Regions from separate parts of the Homo sapiens genome. Here region 1 is linked to region 2. Evidence: read pairs that join two places in POLR2A ChIA-PET (ENCODE). Cell type or tissue: GM12878. All regions are shown on one strand. Each heading gives the region's core, and the rest is flanking DNA. Links, peaks and the distances in the headings are about the cores only.

Region 1 (7,982 bases), core at 1,221-6,220, 550 kb before region 2:
AACAATTAACTCCGGGATACATCAGGTCAACATCTCACCTGTTATTCAGTCAGCCCTCATATATTAGTTCTGATCCCTGAAAATCAAGGGCCATGGATGGGTCCCTCAGCCTATTTCCCCATCTAGTCTTAGGCCATGCTCCACAATGCCTGCTTTGAACTTTTTGGCAGTCCTATACAGATAAAAAGCCTAAAGATAACCAGAGACCACAGCAGCTTACTTTCAAATTAGCTAGCCAATGAAAAGACAGTAAATGAGCAGAACAGAAATCACCTGGTTTCCATACTTATGAGTGAAAATAAGCTTTACCACGAATGCTAATGCCAGTACCTCTGCAAATTCAATGCTCTTAACAATGCTAGTAAGACTTTCCACTGGTTATCATCCCATTTTTCCTTCCCCAAAGAAACTATTAGAGAAGCATTTTATAATCACTGATGCCATATTTCTCACCCAGTGATAGAAGAGAATAACAACTTCACAGGCTCTTTTTTATACAAAAAGTGGAGAAGAATAAGTTTGGCAATTTACCTAGAAATTCGGTAAATCAACAAGAGAGTAAGAATGCAGGTGTCTGGAATTCCCAGCAGGTACACTCTACATAGGCAAATAGTGCTTTTCACATGAAATAAACCTAGAATAAGAGACACTAGAAATACAGTCAGCCACAATGAATACTTACATAGTTTTAGCTTAAGCTTAACTTTTTTGCGAGTGTTTTTCCCCCGGAGGGGAGGGGTGAGATTTCTTTTTAATCTAGTTGGTTGGTTGAATGAGATTTGTTTTTGTCAATGTCAAGAGCCACAGAAAACAAAATGGAAAAGGGGAGAGGGAAATACTGACTTGGGAAGCTTTCTCCAGATGTTCCATTCCAAATTTATATTGCCTCAAAATGCCTCTCTTGGTTGATAAAAGACTATCAAATTATCAGATACATACAGGTTTTAGAAATGCTTACTTCAAGAATGATTGTCAGTCATGAGAGGTAGTACATTGAAGTAACCAACATTGAGGAAAGAGAATTGTTACAGAAACTGGCATGATGAGATGTATAATTTATTTGAGAAGAGAGAGAAATTTTTCCAGACAGATAAAAGTGGGCTACATAACAGGAACATGTCAACAGAACTACTGGAGAAGGTAAAAATGCCTTTAGCGTCCAGCTAATTTTAGAACAAGCATTTTCGGCTAAATACAATATCCATTTGACCACCCCCTGCTTTTTGAAACCCTGGCTGACTGTGAAGTCCTTTCTTCTATCTGAAATCAACAATAACCATCACCACTTAATTCTCCCAACTTCTTTCAGCATTGGGGCCCTCTCAATGACCTAGCTTGTGCCTGTTCATCTGTGTGTGCGTACGTGCGTGCGCGCGTGTGTGTGTGTGTGTGTGTGTGTGTGTTTTCTCGCCAGCTTCTCAGACTTGTTCCCATTCATCCAACACTAGGTCCTTACCTTGAATCCCTGAACCATTTCCCACTCTGAAGTCCTTGATTGGTAGCAACAGGATGTTATTGGCAGGAGAAAACCTTTCAATAAGTAATCCTTTGACCTTTTTAGTCACTCTAAACTAGGAGCACTCGGTGTGAGTGGGACTCTGGAACTTCCATATCAATTATTCATCTAACCGTACCCAAAGCCCCAGGGAATGGCTCATTTCCTTTTGGGATGATTCTTTCTCATATTCCTTTGGGCTCCCCCATTGCTTTTGGCACCTGCCTGTTTTGTGAGTTACATCTTGTAAAGACTTTATAACCCAAGGGCCAATGCCATGGTTTTGAGACTATCCTTTATTTGTTGTAGAACTGTCCCACAGGTGATTTTAGGAAACACTACTCTTTGGCCTACAGAGTCAGGGAGGGCCAATGCATTTAATAATACCTGCAATTCTTAAGGGAATAACCCCTACATTCCACCGGAGCAGGCAGCTGCCTCGGGCATGGAGCTTTTATAAATTTCCTGTTGTGTTAGAGTCAATTCCAGTTTGTGAAATTGAGTCTCACAGAGGGAGGTCAGTAATTGGTAGCACCTGGCTTGGATGAAGGGCTTCACTCATATGAGAGAGAGAGAGAGAGCATGTGTGTGTGTGTGTGTGTGTGTGGGTGTGTGTAAATACAGCAGCTTCTCACAGGTAAAACTTTCTACACCAAAGTAGGATCTTAAGACCATTTTTCTTCATCTTTCTTCTCTGTTTGCCAGGGTTTGATCATTTCCTGAAGGAAAGACTCCCCTGAGAGAGGGAGCATAAGGGAAAGGGCAAGTCTAACTTCTGCCACCAACTAACCTTGTGAACTTAAGTTAATAATTTAGTTCTTCATTTGTAAAATGGGAAAGTATCCTCTTGGCCACAGGATGCCTCTTGAATACATGATCTCCTAAGAATCTGTAGTTCTATGATTGATCTACCTGCTTCATATGACTAAATATATGACAACCCTAAGAAGCCTCCCATGTGGCCACAAAGATATACACATGTAGGGATATGGACACATACATTGTATCTACTCAAAATGTTTAGTTAACTAGTTATGCATACATATTCAAAATCATATTTATAAAATAATCTGTTGATTTTTAAAATACTGTATTTTTCTACTTTCATTTTGTAAAACGATGTTATTCCTCACCACTGCCATTTTGTGACTAATCCAACAGTTTTCCCAGCACATCATCATCACTTCCAAGTTATTTGAGATTTAACACTGAGTCCATGCACAATGCTGTCACTAGAAATGTTATCCCAAGTCACCAACACCCATTTGCATCACATGCAGTCATTTTTTCATTTCCTATACGACTATATTTGTAATCTCCATAATGTATCACTTAGCGTATTGCAGTTTTACTTGATCTCTAAAAGGACTATTTTTAAAAATTCTAACACTTGCATTTCAGGGCTAAAAACTTCAGGAATGACTACTAAATCAGTGATACATTTCTTTTTTTCTCTTTTTAAGTAGTTCTAACAGATGATCTTCAAAAGCATCAACAACAGACATTAACTTAGATCATTTCACCCCAATTCATCTTCCACTAACAGTAGTTTTTTATTCCAAGTTTGGTATCAAGAGAGCACCAAAAGATGACTAAATAAGGATGTGTACAAAAGGTGACTTCCTTTTTTTCTGGGAAATAATTTTGGAGACAAAAAAATTCACCTTATATTTGGAAAAATGGGTATACATAAGGCCATGAGTCAAATTAATTTCAGAAATGTAAAAGTAGCATATGCTTTGTTTTTCCTCCACTTATCCTTGGAACCCAAAGTCACATCATTCTAAGTAGACGATTTATTTTAAGATTATATTATTATTATTCTCCATTTAAAAGGAAGCATCAGAATTTGATGTATCTGCTCAAACAACAAGCCTCACTCTACACTGCAAGAAAACTAAAAGCAAGCTCTTTTAAAAGTAACCACCCCAGTGGTTTATCAGGCACAGCCCAACACTGGCAAAGATGGTAGAAAAAAGAGTGAAAAGTTCACTCAGTACTCTTTGCTTTCAGTTTTCCCTCAGAATTCAACTTTCCAACAATAATCTGAGCCCTGTCTTCTTCCTCTGAATTTTGTCCTTTACATGGAAGGGAAAAAAATGCTGGTGCCTATAATAGTTGCTGATAGTTACTGCCTTAAATTTGCTCTCCTGGTCATGAGAAAGTGTTTCCACTTTCTAGTGACCCTTCCCACGTACTAGGGCATTCTTGCCAGGACTCAACTATGGAAACTTATTCCAATTAGGCAGGAAATGAAAAGAAACCTGTCCTACCATTTGGCTCAAAGTAAGAACGAGTATATATAGAAGAGTCCCAGAAAAAAAAAAAAAGGCAAGAAAAATAAACTCAGCTTCCTACCACCAACACCACCACTGTTTTTTGTCCCCAACAGAAACCTACAGGCAATCTGTTCTCCATAGATGTTAAATATTCAAAATTCTAGGAGGGAAGTGTTATGAGTGACTAGAGCAAAAAAAATGGAGCAAAGCTGTTGTGTTCTCTTTGACTCTATTACAGGCAAAGCTATTTGTATGACCCATTGTCCAAATGCCTCCTTCACCTACTTCAGCTGGGGGATGGGAAGAAGAAAGAGGCTTTGGCCGCAACAACAAAATAAGTCAGTTCTAAAGACACCGAGAGTCACCTTTTTAGAGCTCAACTTTTATTTCCACCTGAATGAAAAGCTCAGTCTGAGGTGAGAGCATCCTCAGGCAGCCAATCATTGGGATGCATAGTTCCTAACCCTTTGGAGTCACTGGGAAATCCCAGTGATGAATGTCCCCTTCCACATCCTGGACATTTGTCACTCAATTTCACCAGGTCTCTGTTTCCTCTCTTGAGGCAAAAAAAGAGAAAGGTCTCCCAGTGTCTTTATTAGGAGAATTTTGAATAGAATTGTTTAAGAAGAGGATTAACATTGACTTGGTATTGAAAATGGCCAACTCCTCTAGACAAAAATCTGAAAATAATTCTGATAAAAAGAGCAATTCTGCTTGTGAGCAAACCAGATGGCTACACACCCCTTCATCCAGTCTGTTGGTTTTCACATTGCTGCCTTGGAAGTTTCTCCCCAGAAAAACACATGGACGTGAGACTTTCTGACTGAGTTAGGAATCTGGTTCGAAAAAGGGCCTATCCACACTAACCCCTAGGTCTGCCCAACATAATTGCCCGCTTCATTTTCTTCAGGATATTTTCCCTGACAGATTGACTACACTTCTGAATAACTAAATATATCACTTATGGTCAACAAAGAGAAAACATTGAGGCTTCTTTGTGGAGCATTCAAACCAAAGCTTAGCGTTTGACCAAATTCCCTGGATTCATGCAGTAAATTGGGTCCAGGTGTGCTCTGAAGAGTTAGAACACTCATATTTAGAAAATTTCTCAGCTTCTACTTGAATGTTTATTTGTAGAGCTGATCATTAAAGCATGAGTAGAAAGAACATCAGAGGCCATCTATTAAGGGAGGCTTCCTGTTTCATCAGGAAGTGGTGATTGAACACCTTATAATCCCACACAATCCCACTTCCTCTAAGTAATTGTCATATCCCAAAAAGATGTGATAATTAAAGTTCAATCTTGGAACTCACACAATTGGTGCTAGGAACTGACACAATTGGTGCTAGGGTGAGTGTCAATTGCCCAAGACACTGTGGGAGTCCATTAAGAAAAAAAAAAGTTTATCATCTCAGCAAATACAGGATTACTGACAATAGCTTGGATTGACCAAAACGAGCATTAGTATGGACTCAACTATTCTCCAGGTTGGTATGGAGTTCTCAGCAATGGGTGAAGAGTCCATGGATGAACTTTAGAGTGGACCTTCTAAAAATATTGTGGAAAAGCACATGTGCATTTTAGAGGGAGGGCCCATAGCTTCTTTCATACTGTCATAGGTCATATTGTACCTAACAAAAGCCGTTAATGACCATAAGCACTGTACATTAAGATGTTATAACCTCAAGACTTGATTTTACGAAGTCAATCTTTGACGTAAATTCAGTGCCCTCTTCCAAAATCCTAACTCTGCCATAAGTTAATGATTATATGTTATAGTTAATCTAGTTTAAACCATAACTGTGTATGAGATATTGATAAGCATATTTCCTTCTCCCAGTTAATCTTTTTTTAAAAAAATCTCTTTTTAATTATATGACTCAATTAACCATCAATCAGAATAAGTCATATCTTGTGAAACAAATTTTTAAGAAATGAATGTTGGTGATAATTTAGTATCCTTCTCACTAATTCTAATTTAAACTTAATCATCACTATGGATTGTAATCTGTCTCATGCAATGCCTAATCTTGCTTAGGATCAAAGCACTCTCAAATCTTGTGTTATATGTGAAAAGTTTTTTTAGAAGTGTTAATCACCCATTATATATGTTAGATATAATCAAGGAGATCCAGTATATGATAAGATTTTTTAAAAGCATTAGATTTAGGCTGGGTGCGGTGGCTCATGCCTGTAATCCCAGCATTTTGGGAGGCCGAGGTGGGCAGATCACGAGGTCAGGAGATCGAGACCATCCTGGCTAACACGGTGAAACCCCATCTCTACTAAAAAAAAAAAAAAAAATTAGCCGGGCATGGTAGCAGGTGCCTGTAGTCCCAGCTACTCAGGAAGCTGAGGCAGGAGAATGGCGTGAACCTGGGAGGCAGAGCTGGCAGTGAGCCAAGATTGCGCCACTGCACTCTAGCCTGGGTGACAGAGCAAGACTCCATCTCAAAAAAAAAAAAAAAAAAGCATTAGATTTAAATAGAACTTCAGCACTTTATTAACTTCATCACTTGATCAATGTTTAACCCAATTTTAACTTCCCTATCTCAGCATACTTATGTACCAAAATTTTCATAGGAGCATCTCAAAATTTTTTTATGATTAAAAACACTTTTATTGAGATACAATTTATATACAATAAAATACACCATTTTAAATGTATAATTTGATGTTTTACAGTATACCCACAAAGGTTGTGAACCATCAAGTCTGTCTAATTTTAGAACATTTTCATCACTCCAAAAGGAAATCTCATATCCATTAGCAGTCGCTCGCCATGCCCTCCTCCTCTAACCCCTAGCAGCCACTAATCTACTCTCTGTTTCTATTGATTTGTCTATTCTGGACATTTCATTTAAATGGAATCGTATACTATGTGGCTTTTGTGCCTGCCTTATTTTACTCAGCATAATGTTTTCAAGGTTCATCCACATTGTAGAGTCCATCACTACTTCATTCTTAGTGGCTGGCCTTTTGGAATTTCAAATGAGATTTTTTTTTTGGCTATTACTAAGCATTATGGTGATGTCTGTCAGATGTCATTGTGCTGAACAGGTCCTGTGGCACAGTACATAGCAAGGTGTAGCAGTCAGTAAGAGGCATGGCATGATGTCAAACTCTTTCCAAAGAAGCATCATGTGCATGTAGTTTGTTTAGGGAGTACATAAGAGAGCTCAGAAAAGGCATCGAGCCATGAGACCTCCTCACAGAGTAGCAGAGTACTGAAGTCAGTCTGGTAAGAAGACAGCAGTAGCTGTGAGGTCATTTTAGAACACTGAGACATGGCTTTGGTCCTTCCAAGATTTTTATTCCCTTCAAGCAGGCTGCCAAAAATTTTAGTGTTCAAATATATACAAAGGACAGAAAATGGTTGAGAACCACCATTTCATCAACTCTCATTGTCTGTACTCAACTAAATGATAACTGCCATCAATATACACTGAATTCCTTTTTGGCTGAGCACAAAATGCTGTAGATTGAGGTGGGGTTTGTTTATATTTTAGAAGAGGATGCTTTGCTGGGTAATAACCAAGGTGGTCTATTTTCCATGGCTTTTGCTCTCTTTTTCCATAGGCAGAGGTGGAAGGACAATCTACCTGGTGCTCTGATGCCACTGAAACCATAAAAGGCTAAGGCTGTATGTCCTTACTCCCTATCATGAAGAGATCCTTTTCCATTTGATTCTTATTAAGCATCACACCATGCCCTTCTTCTCCTTATAATGCATCCAGTAGTCACAAGAGTTTCAACTGACTGATTTGGAGGCAGGTGTGATTTCATTTGACTACAATTGCATGATTCTCATGTATTTTAAGCACAGTCCTAGAGCAATGGCTCCCAAATGATCCATACTACACGTAGAAAGCATGTTAAAAATGCAGATTTCCCAGCCAGGCGTGGTGGCTCGTGCCTGTAATCCCAGCACTTTGGGAAGCCAAGGTGGGTGGATCACTTGAGTCAAGAAATTCGAGACCAGCCTCAGCAACATGGTGAAACTCTGCTCCTATAAAAAATACAAAACTCACCCCGGCATGGTGGTGCACGCCTACGGTCCCAGCTACTCAGGAGGCTGAGGTGGGAGGATGGCTTGAGCCCAGGAGGCAGAGGCTGCAGTGAGCTGTGATCACACCACTGCACTCCAGGCTGGGCAACAGAGTGAAACCCTGTCAAAAAAAAAAAAAAAAAAAAAAAGTTCAGATTC
Region 2 (7,982 bases), core at 2,064-7,063:
TTTTAGAGTAAGAGTCCCTCTGTTGCCCAGGCTGGAATGCAGTGGTGTGATCATAGCTCACTGCAGCCTCAAACTCCTGGGCTCAAGCAATCCTCCTGCTTCAGCCTCCAGAGTAGCTGGGACTACAGGCATGTACCACCACACCTGGCTAATTTATTTTTTATCTTTATTTTTTGAGAGATGGAGTCTTGCTATGTTGCCCAGGCCTGTCTTGAACTCCTGGCCTCAGGCAATCCTCCTGCCTCAGCCTCTCAAAGTGCTGGGATTATGTAGGCTTGAGCCATGGTGCCCAGCTAAAAGGAATTGTAAAAGGTGAGATAAAAAATAAAATAAACAGTCTTTTAAAATATGCTAATTGTGATGTCTTAGTATTTTTACTAGCTCAGGTCTCAAGGAAAAGTATTCACTTAAGGACATGGTTCATTGTTAATAATAGATATAAATTTATATCTCAAATATTATTTCATTTTCAATAATTTCAAAACTTTGTTGATACCCTGTCATATCTGAAAAAGTCATCCTTCTGCTTACCTCCTATTGAAGCTGATGAAGAGCTTGTACTATGAAAGGAGAAATGTCAGCCCTGCCTTTTTTTTTTTTTTTTTTTTTTTGAGACAGTATCTTACTCTGTCACCCAGGCTAGAATGCAGTGGTATGATCTTGGCTCACTGCAGCTGCAGTGAGGTGATCTCAGCTTACTGCAGCCTCAAACTCCCGGGCTCAAGCAATCCTCCCATCTTGGTCTCTCTAATAGCTGGGACCACAGGCACATGCAACCATGCCTGACTAATTTTTGTATTTTTTGTGGAGACAGGGTTTCATTGTGTTGCCCAGGCTGGTCTTGAACTGGGCTCAAGCGATCCTGTTTCCTTGACCTCCCAATGTGCTGGTATTACAGGCGTGAGCCACTGTGCCCAGCCCCTGCCATTTTCTTATTGTTAATTTGTACTTAAGTTGCTGATATTATTTTCAATCACTGGATAATTTATAAAAAAATGTTCATGTCATTTGTCCATTTTGGGGGAGCTGTATTATTTAGTTTTTACTAATTGAAAAATCTGTTTGGGGAAAAATAAACCAGTTTGTCATGATTCCTGGGAAATTAGTGCAGCCATTAACAACTTCTCCTCTGCGAAAATTCCACTCTTCTCTCAGAACACATGACTGTGTGACATGATCTAGGTGAAGATCCCAGCGTCACCCCTCCCTTTACGGTATATCGAGAACTTTGGTCCTGTGTATAGCCCAAAGCACTTGCTTACTCATTGGCTTGAATTGTTCTGTTTCGTATGTGCTTCTCTTTATTTTCCCAAATCTGTTAATAAACCTTTTGACAGTTGAGATGGCTGTGACGTTTGTCTCTGCTGATCAGTTGGTAATATATGTTAGCTCTTCCCTCCTCTATTCATGTCACCTTTTCCATGAAGTTCAAGTAAAGGGGAATCTAGGGTCCAAAGTTTATTTGAGTGGCCAGCATTCCTACGTGTGGTCAGTGTGAACAAACCACATGGGTTGAGTAGAGTCCCTACACCAACATCTATTGTTGTTTCTCTCTAAATTTTCCAATTTGCATCTCTTTTCAAGAAAGTTTACTCACCTCTAGCAGCTCTGCACAGTTCTCACTTTGTAGAATTTAATTGGAATGGTCTATTCTCATGCTGCCAGCCTCCCTTCCTCCTTCCCTGCTCCTTCCGTGGTACAGAACATCTCTCCTGCCTGAGTTGACAAAAACAAAACAAAACCCAGAACCTCGGAAATTACATTTCATTTGACATCCCCTCCCTAAGATAGCAATTCAGAAATAGCACTTTCTGTTCAGTCTGCTTGAAAGTAACATTTCTCAGCCAGAGTCTCAGCATCAGCCCCAGCTAAGAGCTGTCAGATCAGCTGTGCCCACTGTGGGCAACTCACCTGAACCTTTAGGGGTAGAGGAAAAGTCACACAGGATGACTGACAGGAGTTCAGAGTCTTCACTGTGGTGACACAAGGCCCATCTTGTCCTGGTTCTTTCTATTCATAATGATGCGTAACTGTGGATGAGTCACTTCACCCTTCCCCTCCCCTTCCCTCCCTCCCCTCCCCTCCCCTCCCTCCCTCCCTCCCTCCCTTCCTTTTTCCCTCCCTCCTTCCCTCCCTCCCTCCCTCCCTCCCTCCCTCCCTTCCTTCCTTCCTTCCTTCTTTTTTCTTTTCTTTCTTTCACAGGTCTCGCTCTGTCACCCAGACTGGAGTGATCTCGGCTCACTGCAACCTCCACCTCCTGGGTTCGGGTGATTCTTGTGCCTCAGCCTCCCGAGTAGCTGGTATTACAGGTGCATGCCTCCATGCCTGGCTAATTTTTGTATTTTTAGTAGAGACAGGGTTTCACCATGTTAGCCAGGCTGGTCTTGAACTCCTGACTTCAAGTGATCTGCCTGCCTCAGCATCCCAAAGTGTTAGGATTACAGGCATGAGCCACCACGCCCGGCTGGTTTGTGTATTTCAATGTAGATAAAAATCTTATCCACTTCATCAGCTTGTGTTGAGGATTGTTGGGAAATGGTACAGTGAACACACTTTGAAAAAGTAAAAGGTAAAATACAAATGCAGGATGTCATACTGAAGTACCTGTCTTCTGAAAATCTTTTTCATTCTTTCGCTCTATAACCCTCGCAATAGGTAGTACTTAAGTTTTTCACCAGGACGAGGTGTGATGCCTAGGGAAATTATTTCTTTTTAAACCAGTGATCAGAGGGTGATTCGATGCATAAGAATATCAGTGGTAACCCAGAGGGGCATTTTCAATAGTTTGAGGATGGAGTTCTCTTAATCTTTGTTTTCTTATTTATTCACCATCTCTTAGCTCGCTTTTTAATAGTTTATGTGTGCCCACTCATGCTGCATATTGGCAGCTCTGGTTAAGGAAATGATTCTATATCAGACCATATATATCCACATATTTATTTATTCATGTTAATTCAGCAACACTTATTAAAAACTTATATGTTAGGACTTATTTAAAGTGCTGGAAGAAAAAAAATACACACATATAAGAAATATTCCCGACTGGGTGCAGTGGCTTATGCCTGTAATCCCAGCACTCTGGGAGGCCAAGGCGGGTGAATCCCTTGAGTCCAGGAGTTAGAGACCAGCTTGGCTGGGGTAACATGGTGAAACTCAGTCTCTACAAAAAAGATATAAAAATTAGCTGGGTGTGGTGGTACATGCCTGTAGTCCCAGCTACTTGGGAGCCTGATGTGGGATGATTGCTTGAGCCTGGAGGTCGAGGTTGCAGTGAACTGAGATTGCACCACTGCACTCCAGCTTGGGTGACAGAGCGAGAAGCTGGCTCAAAAAAAAAAAAAAAAAAAAAAGAAAGAAAAAAAAAGAAAAATATTCCCTGTCCTCAAAAAGCTTATGACTTTTGTAGCCCTTTAATATTGAATACATATACCAAATTGTTTACCTCTAATTGCTGACCGCCTGTAAAAGTCAAGGTTTTGGGCTGAATATCTCAGTTCAGCTCTGAGTTGTAGGATGTATGAAGGAGTTAACTTTGTTCAGACACCATGGGAAATAAAACCTCTTGCATATAAATTGCCCAGTTCTTACTCTTCTCCTTTCATTGTGTTCACACCAGTCTAGCTGAGAACTTCCTTAAGAAATCCCCATTGCAACACAAAGATAGGAAGCAACCAGCTTGTAGACTACCTATGACAGGCAATCTCTCTCCAAGTTGGGACTCTGACATTCGAGTGTTGGGAGTGGGGTTGCTTTAGGGTCTCTGATTGGTATCTCTTACTAGGAGTTTATTTAAAACCCTTAGAGCTCTATCCTATAAAACATTGCACTTCCGTTTTCAAAGTACTTATTCTAGTCTTGAAACAACCAACCCCATGACAGGGACAGGGCAGTTCTCATGCTTATTTTACCATAGAGAAATTGAAGGCTGGATGAAGAAAATGATTACCCATTGTCTGAAACTCCTAAGTTGTTAGGTCTAAAATTTTCAGCACAGAAATTACTCTGTGATAATGTTTTGCTTCTCATCATTTGTTGTCTGCATTTCATGCTGTCACTCCATGTCATATGATGTCATGTCAATTCATTTCTTTTTCTTTGGTTTATTCACAAATATTTACAGAACACCATTTTAGGCAAGGCAGTGTTTTAATGGTGGAGAGGTGGACATGGCCTGTTCCTTGAGCTCAAGGAACTTATAATCTATGGTTTATGTTTTCACGGATGGTCCCAATTCTAACTTCCATTTAGCAAACACACTACTTTTGATGGCGCTGTTGGGGTTATTCACAGTTGTGATGGAATTCAGAGTCCAGGGGCAAATAGTAATGGTGAGTGTCCAGTGGCAGTGGGGCCAGAAATGGTGACAGCAAATGTCTAGAAGTGATGATGCCAGCAAGGCATCATACATAACACGCCTTGCTTGTGTTTTCTGAGCCTAGGGCTTTTAGCTTTCTGTCAATTCTCTAACGTACTGATGGGCTTTCCAAAAGTTTATTTTTCTTTCTCTCTCTCTCTTCTTTTTTTCTCTTTTTTTTTTTTTTTTTTTTTTTGAGATGGAGTTTCACTCTGGTTGCCCGGACTGGAGTGCAATGGCGTGATCTTGGCTCACTGCAACCTCTGCCTCCTGGATTCAAGCAATTCTCTTGCCTCAGTCTCCGGAGTAGCTGGGATTACAGGCACCTGCCACTATGCTTGGCTAATTTTTTGTGTTTTTAGTAGAGACGGAGTTTCACCATGTTGGCCAGGCTGGTCTTGAACTCCTGACTTCAGGTGACCCACCCACATCAGCCTCCCAAAGTGCTGGGATTACAGCTGTGAGCCACCACACCCGGCCTTTACTTTTCAAGTTAGACAGCATTAGTTTCCATTGAGTGTTTTTCCTGGCATATATTCTCAACAAATTATATATATGTATATATAGACAAAATATATGTCAAGAAATTAAATTCCAAAGGAAGATTCTAATACACACATTTAAAGTTCAGGTGTTCATGGTCACTCACACAGAGAATGCCACCATGAGTTACCATTTCATGCTGCTGACCTTGGTCCTCCACGCTGTCCTCCTGGCCCTCTGCCCTCATCTAATCTCAGCATTAGCCATCCTGCACTCAGTGTGGACTTAGTTTTCAGAGTCAAGGTAGGGAAAGAAATGTCACTGAAGGCAGTGACTGATAGCACATGAGCTTATGTCCCTCTTCTTGATAGCAAACACTGCCAATCTAGTTCTAAATTTTAGACTCTGGTCAAGTATGCATTATATCTGTTACCAGATAGGCCCAGCTAGAACATACCTATTTTGCAAAAGGAGTTCCAGGGCCATTGTGAGTGGGTAGAAGTTTTGGTCAGTCTCTGGGAAAAGATTTTGACAAAAGAAACTCTTGGAAAACTACATGGTGAGGCACAAATGTAATGCTTACCACAGACAATCCAGAATGCATTGTCTGTTTCTATAAATAAATAAATAAATAAAATGGGTCCCAGACTTGAAGTGACTAAATTCTGGAATTTTCTACAGACTCTCTGAAGTCATCCACTGGCATCTACAGGTCTTGAAATAGGTACAGTTGGTTTTATGTCCCACATGGGGCCTGTTCACATACTCAGAACTTTTGACTAAATTAATAGGCAAAACTGATTTTCACTAAAGTTTCTACAGAATGATCTTGTTATACTGTCGATAGCAGGAGTTCTCACTCAGGAGTGCCCTTTGGAAACATTTAGGGAGCTTTTCTAAATACTGATGCTCAGACTGAAAGATTCTTATATAATTGGTCTTGGGGGAAGGCATTACTTTTTTACAGATTCCCAGGGGATTCTAATGTGAAGCCAGGTTGGGAACCATTTATGTACAAGAACAAAAACATGAACATCAAAAAAAAAAATAGCCAATTCAGTTAACGTTTAAGGTAAGGAAGAGAAAAATGAGAGATCTTAAAGTAGGAATTTAAAACTCAGAACAACTCTTAAAAATAGTATCTTTGTAAATCATGACTCTCTTATTATAGGCATGCCAAGAGCCAGTAGCTAAAACCATTGGTTTCCTCAATTCTATAAATAAGAAAAGTCTTTGCTTTCTTGTGCTTTCAAAAATGCCCAGCATAGTGCTGTTCTGAGAGAGACAGCTACTTAGAAAACATCAATGCTTTACACCTTCTTCTACTTTGATCCCTTCGTTTCTAGCATTCTCTCCTATTCACTTTTGGAACACACTCAACTGCTTGTTCTGCACAGTGAGCTTCATCTGCAGGAGGACTGACAGCTTTGGGCAAATACACTCTAAACCAACAGCTCCCAGCAGCCCTGGACATCTTCAGATGTGCTGATTTTAGAGCCACAGTTCTTCCTTCTCAAGGATCCCACCATAAAGACAATGCCTACATGTACATATAGAGTTATTGTTGTTGCTTTTGCCTTTTCTTAATTTTTTTTTAATTGTGGGGGAAGGATAGCAAAATTCTGGATGCTTTTAGCTCCATGGTTTGTCTAAATGTGCATGCACACACGTGAACACCTCAAATGATCAAGAATTCCCATCAAGAACAGAACTATTTAAAAATTGTAATGCTCTCCATTGACACCCCGGCTGAAGAGCAATTTTATAGCATAATTATAATGCATTGCATAATTTGGATAAGCTTTTGTTCTCATTGTGATTATCCTCAGAGAGTTCCTTTTTCACCTCCCCCTTCCCACATTGACTGAATTAAGAATATCCAACCCTTAAAGGCTGTTTTGCCTTCAAAGAATAAAAATGATGCTTTAAGACTAAGCGCCTAAGAAGTGATGGGTGGGAGAGAAATTTTGGTACATGACTCACGTCTTTATTGTGGTAAAGGTAATTTTTTACTGTTCTTAAGAAGTTTCTACCTAAGATTTCACTGGGGTAGGGGAAAGTCAGTGGAAGAGAATTATAGGAATCAAAAGTCCTGGCCAAGGTTGTTATTAAACCATATATCATAACATTTTAAAAGAAGGGCCAGAGAGAGGACAGCTGGTAGGTTTATTAATTTGTTCATGCCCATGGGCAAGTCACCAAGCCCTAAGAGTCCTAGTTTGCTCAACTTTACAATGAGGAAACTGAACCAGATGAGCCCTAAAATAGACTCTTACATCCTAGGATTTGGTCATCTGGGAATGTAATACAATTGGAAGATAAGACAATGATGAGAAACCAAATATTAGATCAACTTTTTGTGGACCTTGGGAAAATGAAAAACTCTGATTCACTTTAGACTTAGTGATTTAACAATGAGAATAAAGGATTTTAGGACAACGGTATTTCCAAGTCCCCTGTAAGTGCTGATAATTTTTCTGTAACTGAAAGTGCCCAGTTTTAGTATCTGGCTACAACCAGTAGCCCTTGAAAATGAAATAAGAAGAGTGAAGGTATCAAAATATATTATCAGTCATTAGGCAACCTATACTGAGACTTGGTTAGCATGAATAATTTACAAAGAACACCTGAAGCTTCTTTTTTCTTACGAAGTACTGGATTTTGGAGGAGTTATGTTTTGTTTTTTCCAGCCATACCTAGCATATTTTGGAGGTTATCATAAATATGATAAAATATGCCCTGATATTTTGAAAGCACTTGGAAGATCAGAGGCTGCCACTGTCCATTAAAAATTATCAAGGTAATGCATAAACGTGGTAAAACATCAGTCAGTACTGGAAAATTCAAAATGACAATTTTGAGTCCTCCCTTCCCCTACTTCCTTTCTTTAATGATTTATAATTTTAGCCATTTCGGTGGTCACCTCAGTAAATAATTTGCTGATGGTTTTGTCTCTTGATTTCTTCACTTTCAATAACATTCATTGTCTACTTGCTGTGAAAGGTGAAAATTCAGATCATTCTGTCTTCTTTTACTCCATGCCCTTTCCAATTTTTGATAGTAATGCTATTGATTTTTGTTTTCCTCTTCATTACTTTAGTAACTGCAAATGCTATAATTTTATCTCCATCTCTTCTTCTGTGAA

The links. Peaks named below come from ENCODE experiments on the same cell type or tissue, not always from the same donor. Only the 100,000 strongest peaks of a DNase experiment are listed, where the experiment ranks them.
Region 1: POLR2A ChIA-PET joins it to region 2 with 5 read pairs; 2 of 35 experiments call an interaction of 5 or more read pairs at or near these places.

The regions. Positions count from the first base shown.
Region 1 is chr15:38,111,039-38,119,020 of GRCh38, forward strand. No RefSeq gene overlaps it. Among named protein-coding and RNA genes, the nearest start is that of LINC01852, 42 kb to the left of the region's middle. In GM12878, for the core only: no CTCF peak of the experiment used is centred there; no DNase peak of the experiment used is centred there.
Region 2 is chr15:38,658,979-38,666,960 of GRCh38, forward strand. No RefSeq gene overlaps it. Among named protein-coding and RNA genes, the nearest start is that of LINC02694, 34 kb to the right of the region's middle. In GM12878, for the core only: no CTCF peak of the experiment used is centred there; no DNase peak of the experiment used is centred there; H3K27ac peaks cover 212 bases.